Regions from separate parts of the Homo sapiens genome. Here region 2 is linked to region 1. A link is a contact called in ENCODE Hi-C or POLR2A ChIA-PET data. All regions are on one chromosome and are shown on one strand. The core of a region is the stretch at or near the end of the contact, and the rest is flanking DNA. Distances in the headings are between cores, read along the strand shown. Region 1 overlaps TBL1XR1 (TBL1X/Y related 1). Region 2 overlaps TBL1XR1 (TBL1X/Y related 1).

Region 1 (5,584 bases), core at 2,070-4,569:
GTAGCTGGGATCACAGGCACGCACCACCACAACCAGCTAATTTTGCATTTTTAGTAGAGGCAGGGTTTCTCCATGTTTGCCAGGCTGGTCTCAAACTCCTGACCTCAGGTGATCCACCCGGCCTCCCAAAGTGCAGGGATTACAGGCGTGAGCCATCGCACCCAGCCAATTTTTATTATTTTTATTTTTTTCTCGAGTCTTATTCTGTTGCTCAGGCTGGAGTGTGATCTCGGCTCACTGCAATCTCCCCCTCCTGGGTTCAAGTGATTCTCCTGCCTCAGCCTCCTGAGTAGGTTCAATTACAGGCATGCGGCACCATGCTCGGCTAATTTTTTGTATTTTTAGTAGAGATGGGGTTTCACCATATTGGTCAGGCTGGTCTCGAACTCCTGACCTCGTTATCCACCCACCTCAGCCTCCCAAAGTGCTGGCATTACAGGCGTGAGCCACTGTGCCTGAGAGGTTTATTTTTGAGATCAAAGAGTATGCCATGTCTTTAGCCATAAGAGAAGCTGGGAATTTTAAATTCTAATTTCTAGTTTAGATAGTAAGTAGATTTCAGAACGTGGAAATATCCACAAATTAAAAAGTCTTTTCAAACTTGATAGATGTCCACAACAGTAAATACTTAACTGTCCCCTATCAGCATGTATACCTCCTTTTGTACTTAAACTTTCAACATCCTTAACTAGCTGTCATCTAAAAAATCTACAATTTATAAAAAGTTTGTGTTATATTCTAAATTGGTGAGTTGGTTATTTAGATCCTAAAATTGATTCTTCATTCAGAACAAAAAAATTATAAAATAACGGACTTGTTTCCATGGTAGCCAGAATAAGTAAGGTTGTTGACAAAAGCTAAGTGTCTGTTTCACAGAGATAACTTTCTTAATGGTGGAAAGATTCTGGGTGTTACCATATTGCTACCAGGTAGCTCTGTGTCCCCTGTGAAATGTGGTACTGTTTGGTGTGGAGGTGAGAGGAACTCAAGAGTTAATTGTTGCTTATAGTAGATCACATTATTCAAAAACAGTTGCTTCCCTTCTTTACTGGCTTCTCCCTACAGGACCTCCTATTTGTGGGAGGAGTACTTCCTTGTTCCTGTGGACATCAGGAATGGCCATGGAACTTGATTTGGCCACTGGAAGATGAGTAGAAGTGATTATTTGTCATGTCTAAGCTGAAGCCTTATTAGGAGCCATTGCATGAATGATTTTTGCTAATTTTCCTCAGCCCCAAGAAAAATGGGCCAGATAAAGACTATTTCTTTTGCTAGATTCCAGAATGAAGAAGATGCCTGTAGCCAACCTGTAGCTGACAACAAAAATGAGAAATACATTTTGCGCTGTCTGTTGAACCCAAGACCCTTTCAGAGTAAAACTAATTTAATAATCATAAGTACTTTCTTTCACTGTGTTGACATTTGCACTTTGGCTCAAAAGTGATGTTTTGGAAAACTTGCTGGTTAGGAAAAAATCAGTGCAGTTTCTTCAAACTATGTTCTGCAGCACCATCACCACATATTTATAGTAAACGAAGTTTTACTTGGTCGGGCATCGTGGCTCATCCCTGTAATCCCAGCACTTTGAGAGGCTGAGGCAGGAGAATTGCTTGAGCACAGGAGTTTGAGACCAGCCTGGGCAACATAGGGAGACCTCGTCTCTATAAAAAAACCAAAAATGTTAGCTGGGCATGGTGATGCGTGCCTGTAGTCCCAGCTACTTAGGAGGCTGAGCTGTGGTGATCCCTTGAGTCCAGGAGGTTGAGGCTGCAGTGAGCCAAAATCACGCCATTGCACTCCAGGCTGGGTGATAGAGTAAGACTACATCTCTTAAAAAAAAAAAAAAAGTCTTAGGAATCTCCTTGATGAAGCAGTAAAAAGTATTAATCTAAAAAAATCATGATCTGAATCTGAATCATTTTAATGGTCTTTGTGATGAAATGGGAAATGTTCATAAAATACTTGTGAATGCAAAAGTATGATGGTTTCAGAGGGAAAACTCTTGGGCATTATTTGAGTTATGAGCAGAACCAGCCTTCTTTAATTTTCGCTTGAAACAGTGACTCACTATGGTGATTCTGACATGAGCATTTTAGAGATATTTTCTCAAACAAAGTGAGCTTTTACTTTAAGGAAAACAACGGACGGTATTTGTTGCCAGTGATAAAATCTGAGATTTCACGTGATAGTTTGGGTTTTGGAAAATTATTAGATACTGTGAGCTTGATAGCTTCCTGTTATTTAGAATTTTTCTGATGATCTTGGTAAAAGTAGTAGTGAATACAACTTTTTTTTTTTTTTTTTTGAGATGGAGTCTCGCTCAGCTGCCCAGGCTGGAGTGCAGTGGCGTGATCTTGGCTTACCACAACCTCCGCCTCCTGGGTTCGAGACCAGCCTGGCCAACATGGTGAAACCCCCATCTCTACTAAAAATACAAAAAATTACCTGGGCATGGTGACGGATGCCTGTAGTCCCAGCTACTCGGGAGCCTGAGGCAGGAGAATCACTTGAACCCGGGAGGCAAAGGTTGCAGTGAGCCGAGATCACGCCATTGCACTCCAGCGTGGGCAACAAGAGCAAAACTCCCATCTCAAAACAAACAAAGCATATCATATGAAAGCCAGAAAACTGACTTAACCTGAGGCAGTATAGTGAAGATGTACTGCTGTACAAGCCAAATGAAAGCAAATTGCTTCTGAAATTCTGTTTGTAGAGATAGAGAAACCTTTGCCAGAATGATAGCTGCATATCAGGTACTGAACTAAGCAGATCACATATGAATACCAGCTCTTCCTTGTAGTCATTAAGATTAAAACACAGTCATCCTCTAAAAATATTTGTTTTCTGTATTAGCCAGACAGTTGTATTAAGTAGGTACCTGCTAGGAATTGCAATCCTTGCATCTTTCAGTTCTTTGACAATTCTTTCAGGAATGCAAATTACTTTTGTTTGGAGGGAGAGCTCCTGGGATCTCCATCAGACTTCCTGATAAAAACTACCCTGCAACTCCACCTGTCATGGCATCAGTATGGGAATTTTGTCTGTTGGAAAACTAAGACTGCCCTTTGCAACTATATGTTCAACACCTGGAGAAGATAACCAATAAATTGGGAGGGTTAATCTACTCTGATAAATGGACTTTTGACCAAAACTTTATTATTTGACCACTGTCATTCCTCTTTCTGACAAATGTGCCACATTGGTGCTATCTGGGTCTTTTAGAGATTTAAGAGTTAGCTTTTATAGTCCCAGAAAGGTCTGGGTGTTTCACTTTTCAAGTACATGGTTACCTTAGTAAGGGGCTGTTGATCTTTGTGGAAAGCCAAGAGGGAAATCACAGTACTTGTGATGTAATTATAGAGCTTTGTCTAAAGGATACCTTGCCTTACTGCCTTTATTCTAGAGGGTCTGCGAACTTTGAGAGGCTGTTATTTTTCTATCTTGGTGGCTTATGTCCCCCTTGTCAGGTCTCTGTATTCCATACATATTTGTTTACCCAGGTTAGGAGTTAGCAGACTTTTTCTATAGGGAGCCAGATATACAGTCACTGAAAAAAACAATGCAGTGCTGCCATTGTAGTGCTAAAGCAGCCATAAATAGTACATAAATGAGCTTTTCTGTTCAATTAAAACTTTATTTACTAAAACACAGTGGGTCAGATTTGCCTCCGGTTGTAGTTTTCATACCTCTGGTGTAGATCACATAGGATTATAGTGGAATGTCTTTATGTTACGGTTTTAGGGACTTTCCAAGGTTCCTGCAGACAAACCAGTTTGATAACCACTAGGTTCCTGTTCGTTAAGCTTGCCTGGTACCACTTGAAGTTATAATTAAACAGTCAACAAAATCAGCCTGTGCATTTGAGTTTTGGTTTTAAAGCTTTAGAGCAGGGGTTGGCAAACTGCAGTCTGCAGGCCAAATGTGGCCAGCCTGTTTTTTTGTGATCCACAAGTTAAAAATGTTTTCCATAATTTAAAATAATTGAATAAAGAAGATCAAAAAAGAATGATATTATTTTGTGACAAGTTAAAAATTACATGAAATTCAAATTTTCATGTGTAAAGTTTTATTGAAATACAGCCACATTGATTAATTTATGTGTAGGTTATGGCTGCTTTCTTTTTCTTTTTTTCTTTTTTTTTGGGACGGAGTCTCCCTCTGTCGCCCAGGCTGGAGTGCAGTGGTGCAATCTCGGCGCACTGCAAGCTCCGCCTCCTGGGTTCACGCCATTCTCCTGCCTCAGCCTCTGAGTAGCTGGAACTACAGGCACCCGCTACCACACCCAGCCAATTTTTTTTTTTCTAAAGTAGAGATGGGGTTTCACTGTGCTAGCCAGGATGGTCTCGATCTCCTGACCTCATGATCCACCCGCCTTGGCCTCCCAAAGTGCTGGGATTACAGGCGTGAGCCACCGCGCCCGGCCAGGTTATGGCTGCTTTCACTTCACAACTACACAGTTGAGTAGTTGCAACAGAGACCTTTGGCCTTGGAAGAATTACTATCTGGCCCTTTACAGAAAAACGTTTTCTAACCTTGGCTTAAGATGGAGAACGATTCTTTAATGTTGTACTTAGTAACTGCCTCTTTCTTTGTCAGTGCCATGAGTCAAAAATTTATGCTGTGAATATGTCACTTTGTGTTTTTTTTTGAGACGGAGTTTTGCTCTTGTTTCCCAGGCTGGAGTGCAGTGGTGTGATCTCAGCTCACTCCAACCTCCGCCTCCCGGGGTTCAAGCGATTTTCGTGCCCCAGCCTCCTGAGTAGCTGGGATTACAGGCATATAGCACCATGCCCAGCTAATTTTGTATTTTTAGTAGAGACGGGGTTTCTCCATGTTGGTCAGGCTGGTCTTAAACTCCCTACCTCAGGTGATCCGCCTGCCTCCCAAAGTGCTGGGATTACAGGCATGAGCCACCATGCCCGGCCTGAATATGTCACTTTCTTAACTCCAACACTGTTAGAAGCAGTCATCCCCACTCCACTGTCCTCGTATATCTGTGGCATGACCTTCATAGATTTCTACCAGTCTCACTTGTTCCCCAAAGCGTTGTTTTCTTTAGTCACTTCATTGCAGATGACCACAGTTGATAATTTAATTCTGTTAGAGCCTGAATGAACTATCAGAGACCCATCTTATATAATTAGCTGTACCCTCACTGAATTGAAACCTAAACAATTGGATAATATTCTCAGATTCCCATCACCTTGAAAGTTTGCTCATTTACCTACTTCACATGGTAGTTACAATAATTTAATGAGATAAATATAATCTAGTATTTTACTGAATTTTCACTTGCACAGGCACTGAGCCAGGTGCTTTTCACACATAACAAAAAGTTTAATTTCAAAGGTTAGCTGATAAATATTTTAAATTTAGGAATAAATATCCCCCTGCCCCATCATCACTTCACGTACTGTAAAAAACTTACAGCATTTACAAGTTTTAAAATCACATTAAAGTGGTTGACATAAATTAATATCTTTGCCTATAATATTCCTTCCCTTTTTTTTTTGACTTGTAGATACAGTTGATTTTTGTCATTCACTGTAGTTATGTTCTTTATAGTTGCCTTGAACACTGACTT
Region 2 (5,584 bases), core at 963-3,462, 36 kb after region 1:
ACAAAAAAAAAAAAAAAAAATATATATATATATATATATATATATATATATATTTGATTTTATATCTTTGTTGTCTTATTTCTTAGAAGGCAGGAGATATTTTCTTCTTCGTTTCAGGGCCTAGTTCTTATTTTTTAAAAGGCTTCAAAGGATCTTAGCAGTCAATCCAATAAACCCAGTCATTGCTTGTTGGTGGTGAGTCTTAAGAGGCTTAAGTTGTAGGCCTAAGACCACTGGCACCCTACAGGCAGAGTTGGGATGAGGACCCAGGTGCATTGTAAAAGGTTCCCTAAACCGTTTCTCTTTCTGTGAATAAATGACCTTGGTTTAATGTTTAGCTCTGACTCATCTGAAATCTAAAGTGAAATGTCAATATTAACAGCCACCATATAGGGTATGGCAAAGAGATTCCTGACACGTGAACTGCACCTGGTTTGGGAAGGTGTGATGCATTCTTAAAACAGCATATCCTTCGTGGATTGGGTGCCCTGGAAGATATGTCCAGGAGATGCTTATAAGATGATAGTGGGCCTGGCGCAGTGGCTGAAGCCTGTAATCTCAGCAGTTAGGGTGGCCTAGATGGGCAAATAACTTGAGGTCAGGAGTTCAAGACCAGCCTGGCCAGCATGGTGAAACCCAGGCTCAACCGATCCTCCCAGCTATTTTGTCTCTACTAAAAATACCCAAATTAGCCTGGCATGGTGGCATGCACCTGTAGTCCCAGCTACTCGGGAGGCTGAGGCAGGTGAATCGCTTGAACCCAGGAGGCAGAGGTTGCAGTGAGCCGAGATAGCGCCACTGCACTCCAGTCTGGGCAACAGAGAAAGGCTCTGTCTTTAAAAAAAAAAAAAAAAAATCAATCATAGTGGTTTCTCAGTGGAACTCAGGTGTGTCTAACCCAGGGTAACTTTTGTATCGTTTGTGGATTCTTTGCCCTTTGCATACCTACCTGAATAATGATATGGTGATGGTGATGATAGTAGGGAGAGGTGCAAAGACAATAGCTCCTGGATTGCATGTCCTCCTGTTGTGTGCCTGGCGTGATACTGCCCTGCTAGCCTGTCCTGTCCTGTAGCTTTCTCTGTAAACACATGCCAGGTGTGGCCTACTTAGGTTTTGTGAATTTGTCTAGTTGAGTCTGAGTTGTTAGAGCAGTTCCTTTCAACTGTTGATTTGCTTGACGTGAGATCAAGGGGGTGAAAATCATACACAACACATTTTTTTCCTCTTTGTTTGAAAGATATTTTCCTCTTCTGGACCCTATCTAGAAGAAGTATTCCTTAGACAATTTCCGGCTTCTTTTCTCTCATGAAGAGGAGGTAAGATTTTTGTTCTCACACTTATCTGCTTCCCAAAATATCCCCCCCGTTCTCATTAAGTTCTGACCACTCCTTCCTCTCATCTCATTTAATTCTTATTCATATCTAGAATTGTGTTTTAGGTACAATAGTAGGCATAAGTCACAGACATACTGTCATTTATTCCTGTGCATTTACAATAGAAGGTATTGAAAAAATTCAGCTTAGTGTCTTCATAGTTCTAGCTTTATGCATTTTCACAGACATTTATCCTTTGCCTCCTCTTTGTCTTCTGCTGAAGAATAGTGAACACAGTAGGGAAAAAAAAACCACAAAACCAAGACCAGGTGTTCTTAAGCAAAGAAGTTCTGGTTTGTGTTTTGTTATTTTTCCCTAGTCAGGTATTTTAAATTCGTAATGGTGGGTGTATAGCCCTAGATACATTGTAAGCTTTGCTGGATATTTACAAATTGTTGCCTAAACTGTAGAAGGGCTTAAGTCATTAGACATTCTATTTTAGTGACATTTTTCTGTTTTTCTGTATCATGTGTCTTGGAAAAACTTTGAAGTTCTTTGATGTTAATTTTGTAAGAATGTGTGTCTGAAAATATTTTGACTGAATAGACTCTGGGTTACAGTTAAGAATTTCTTTGATTTGGCACATCTTCTCTTTAGCATTTCATAGCTTTTATCATGGCCTGCATATACAACATGTCAATTATAATGCCTGATAGGTCTCCTAGGAGTTGTAGCTTCACAATATATAGGAGGCATCAGGCACAAATCGATACTGCAGAGAAAAAATTAGAGTAACTAAAACATAAATGACGTATTTTGTGAATAAGGAAGTGTTCTAGGTATGCCTTCCAGTAGTAAGCGGACAACACCAAGATATAAGGCACGTCTTCATACATCATTGTCTGTACACAGAACATCGAGCATACAGGAAGCTTCCTGAGTATCTTGCTGTCTCTCAATTGAAATACAAACCAACTCTGGCTCTGACCATCCTACTTTAATATTGCAACCCAGGGGTTCCTCTTTCACCTCTCTTCCCCCCAACTTCTGAATCCCTTTACCCTGCTTGGACTTTTTCTTTTTTCATAGCATTTATGATTGTAACATTACTTATTAATCAAAATTCTGCTGGAATTTAAACTGTGAGAGAGCAGGGATCTGTGTTTTATTTACTGATGTATTTTAGTAAGTTTTGTCCCCAGTGGGTGAATTAATAGTAACTCGATGTAAAGGGCTAACTTTTAATGTTAACAATCTCTAGTAGAAAGGTTAATTACAATTTGTTTTTTCTTCCTTCTTCCTTTCTTTCCCCACCTCTTCTTTCTTCCCATAGTTCTGTTGTCTACTGCAGGACAAATCTTACAATCATCCCAAAATACAAAAACAAAACAACCTTCTGTTTAGTCTTGGAGGTAAACATAGGCTTTAAATTACATTTCTTCCTATTCTCTTAAAGGGGACTTGCTTGATAGTTTGTATTTTCTTGAGTAACTAATGCATTTCTAATGGAGAGAGTTCATTTAGTGTGCAGGTTCTTTGTTTCTGATTGAATGTTTGGTTGCTTTCATATTCAGTTTATGTTCAATTAAAAAATTGGGAAAAGGTATGAAATTGACAATTTTAAATGTAATTTTGTTTATATATTAACTTGTTTTTAAAAATTAATTACAAATATACAATTTACTTGTTTTTTCCCCATATTTATCTGTGAATTAGATTATGATTTAGGATTGTTAGAAAATGTGAAAAGAAAACATGTTTGACAATAACATTTTCATCTCTATTATAGAAGTGATTTTTGGTATCCAGATATCCTTATCCCATCAAAAAGCTAAAATGCAAGCTCATTTTCTGTTAATTTTTAAGATGGGCATAACATTTCTTCTCATCGCTGCTTGGTGAACATTAGCTAGTATTGCCACAACTTATGGCCAGTGTTTTCTGTTTCTTCCTTCCTTCTATTTGCTCTGGCAAAGAGGACGCATTTCCAGGACCAGTCTCAGCTAGCCCAGTGTCTTTATTGTCTGTTTCTTTGTTGTTTGCATTAATAAAAATACCATTAGTATTTTTTAAACTCATGGAAATTCATAATTCAAACAATTTTTTTGCTTAGGGAGTTGATTCTTTTTGTTCTTTTAATACTATACTATTTTTAACCTTTTTGCTCCCTTTTAAACTATACATGCAGTTATAATTAACTGATATTAGTATTACTTCTGTGCGAAAATGCCTTTAGGCATTCAATAGGATTATAAATCCTAGTTTATTTTCTTTACAATAAGCCAAACACTATGTTCATACTTGTTATCAAGCTGTCTAATACACTATATAGATGAAGACACTGAGGGCTTGCTTACAGTTGTATGGATATGATGTGAAAGAGCTGAGTTTTTAAACAGAACAGAAAGCCTTATTCTTTCCATTCTTACCCCCACTGTCTTTTAAGTTTCTAAAGATGGCAGAGGAATGTTGAAGTTTAATACTTATAATTTTCTTAATGAACTTCATTATTATATATAGGGCCACATAAGATACTATGTTTGAATTCCTTAGAAAATTTCCTTTTCATAGAATGGTTATATATTTTTAGTAGGCAGTGTTTAAATAGTAAGTGTTTTTGCTTGGTCTGTTAATTTATTTGATTTAAAAAAATGTTTACCTCATTTAACCTAAAAGCTTCTTTGCTTTATCCTGGATCTGTAGAAATTTGGATGGTTCTGGGAATTGCTTCAGAGTCAACAAACTATGACCTGTGGACCATATCTGGTGTGTTATCTTTTTTTTTTTTGAATAAAGTTTTATTAGAAAGAGTAATGCCCATTCATTTTTTAATGTATTGTCTGTGGCTACTTTGCTGTATAATAGCAGAGTTGAGTAGTAGTGACAGAGACCAAATGGCCTGCAAAATAAAAAAATATCTGCTAACTGGCCATAGTTTGCCTTAGACCATTGCGTGCCAATGACTGAGAAGTAAGATGGAGTAGTTGTATTCAGATAATCTCAGTTGGTGTTTTATTATCGTAACTTGGGTGCTGGGCACAGAGAGGAGTTTTCTGTATTGAAATATATATAATATATGAGATCTTAAGAAAGGTAGTTTCGTTTCATGATCCCCGGATGGTGTATCTATGTGTGTGTGAACCAGAAGTGGCTCCTTGAATGGGTCAGGCAGATAACACAGCTTGTGTTTGCTGGTTCGAATGTATCATTTTAAGTTTGGTGAACAAGTTAAATTGAAAGCATTTTGGCAAACCAACACCGGATGAGAACTTGGCATTCTCCAGAATTAAGAATATTCCACTAAAAAAACCCCCATACAACCTTGATTTCATAAATGAATGTATTTCTGGCAGCTATTTTGATTGGAATGTGGTAGTTAAATGAAATATTTGTTTTAATTTACTGAAGGAAAAGCATTTGCTGATACTGTCTAGATTATGCCAACTTTCAAAATATGAAATTAAAGAAACCAATTTGAAAACTTTTTTTCACGTGAATCTGTAAGGAAATGTTTTCTGTAAGGACACATAAGAGCGACTCTTTGAGTTCATCAGTAGTGGATAAATAGAAACATAACATTTCAGAATTCTGAACCTAATATCTAGTTTAATGTAAGTGTGTATATTTTTTGTGTGTCCAAAGCACTTCAGAATGACAGTTTTCAGTTTAGTAATTATCCGCTGACATATTCTTAATTTTTTTTTTAAAGAGGCCTATTGCATTCTATTACAAAGTAAAAATTGAAGCTGTTTAGTTGTGAAGAGTGTTTGAAGAACTGCTTCATTTAGAAGGTGTTCATTATCACTGTGAGGTTATGCTAGTCAGGATGACTACTGTGGGCATATTCCAAATCTGTTGTAATTAAAAAGTTTTATAAATGATAATTTTTTTTTTTAGTAGTAATGCTGTTGTGTTAATTCACTAAAAGACATAATGTACCTGGATTCAATAGCCTTAGTAGCACACAGGACGGCAGAATCTGAATGGGCAGTTTGTGTCCTGCACAGAGGTACACAGCCAAGGGAAAAGTGGGCACTGAAATCCAGGCCAAGCTGTTTCCCTGTTAGCGGACTGTCTTCACAGAGGAAGGAGCTTCCTTTATAACAATTTATTTCTGTTATTTAATATGCATTATGTCTTATTACTATGCTAGGCACTGATTAGCACTTTTTATTCCACTCTCCTAACTTATTTTACAGATGAAAAAGCGAAGGCACTGAGAGAGGTTATCTAGTTACTAAGAGTCAGAGCCAGGGAGTCCAAACCCA

The links. A loop is a pair of places that touch in the nucleus more often than their neighbours do. ChIA-PET counts read pairs that join two places held with the same protein, here RNA polymerase II (POLR2A). Pooled maps may share reads with other maps.
Region 2: a loop to region 1 is called in a map of CD4-positive, alpha-beta T cell, with 4 times the contacts of the local background. The contact joins two enhancer-like sites. A Hi-C loop is called at or near these places in 3 of 168 maps with a recorded cell type or tissue (B cell, CD4-positive, alpha-beta T cell and mammary epithelial cell), 1 of 37 single-sample maps with no recorded cell type and 6 of 50 pooled maps. POLR2A ChIA-PET finds 5 or more read pairs at or near these places in 13 of 52 experiments (CD4-positive, alpha-beta memory T cell, GM12878, HEK293 and 9 more).

The regions. Positions count from the first base shown.
Region 1 is chr3:177,143,311-177,148,894 of GRCh38, reverse strand. The region is part of intron 1 of TBL1XR1 (TBL1X/Y related 1); the gene reads left to right. Among named protein-coding and RNA genes, the nearest start is that of TBL1XR1, 51 kb to the left of the region's middle. RefSeq lists a silencer at 4,060-4,354. Within about 2 kb of position 3,319, at least 8 of the 41 ENCODE cell types and tissues checked have a DNase peak (open chromatin) inside an H3K27ac peak, as active enhancers do; they include B cell, CD4-positive, alpha-beta T cell and OCI-LY7, where a contact is called at or near this core.
Region 2 is chr3:177,106,544-177,112,127 of GRCh38, reverse strand. All of the region lies in intron 1 of TBL1XR1 (TBL1X/Y related 1), which reads left to right. Among named protein-coding and RNA genes, the nearest start is that of TBL1XR1-AS1, 72 kb to the right of the region's middle. Within about 2 kb of position 2,212, at least 3 of the 41 ENCODE cell types and tissues checked have a DNase peak (open chromatin) inside an H3K27ac peak, as active enhancers do; they include B cell, CD4-positive, alpha-beta T cell and OCI-LY7, where a contact is called at or near this core.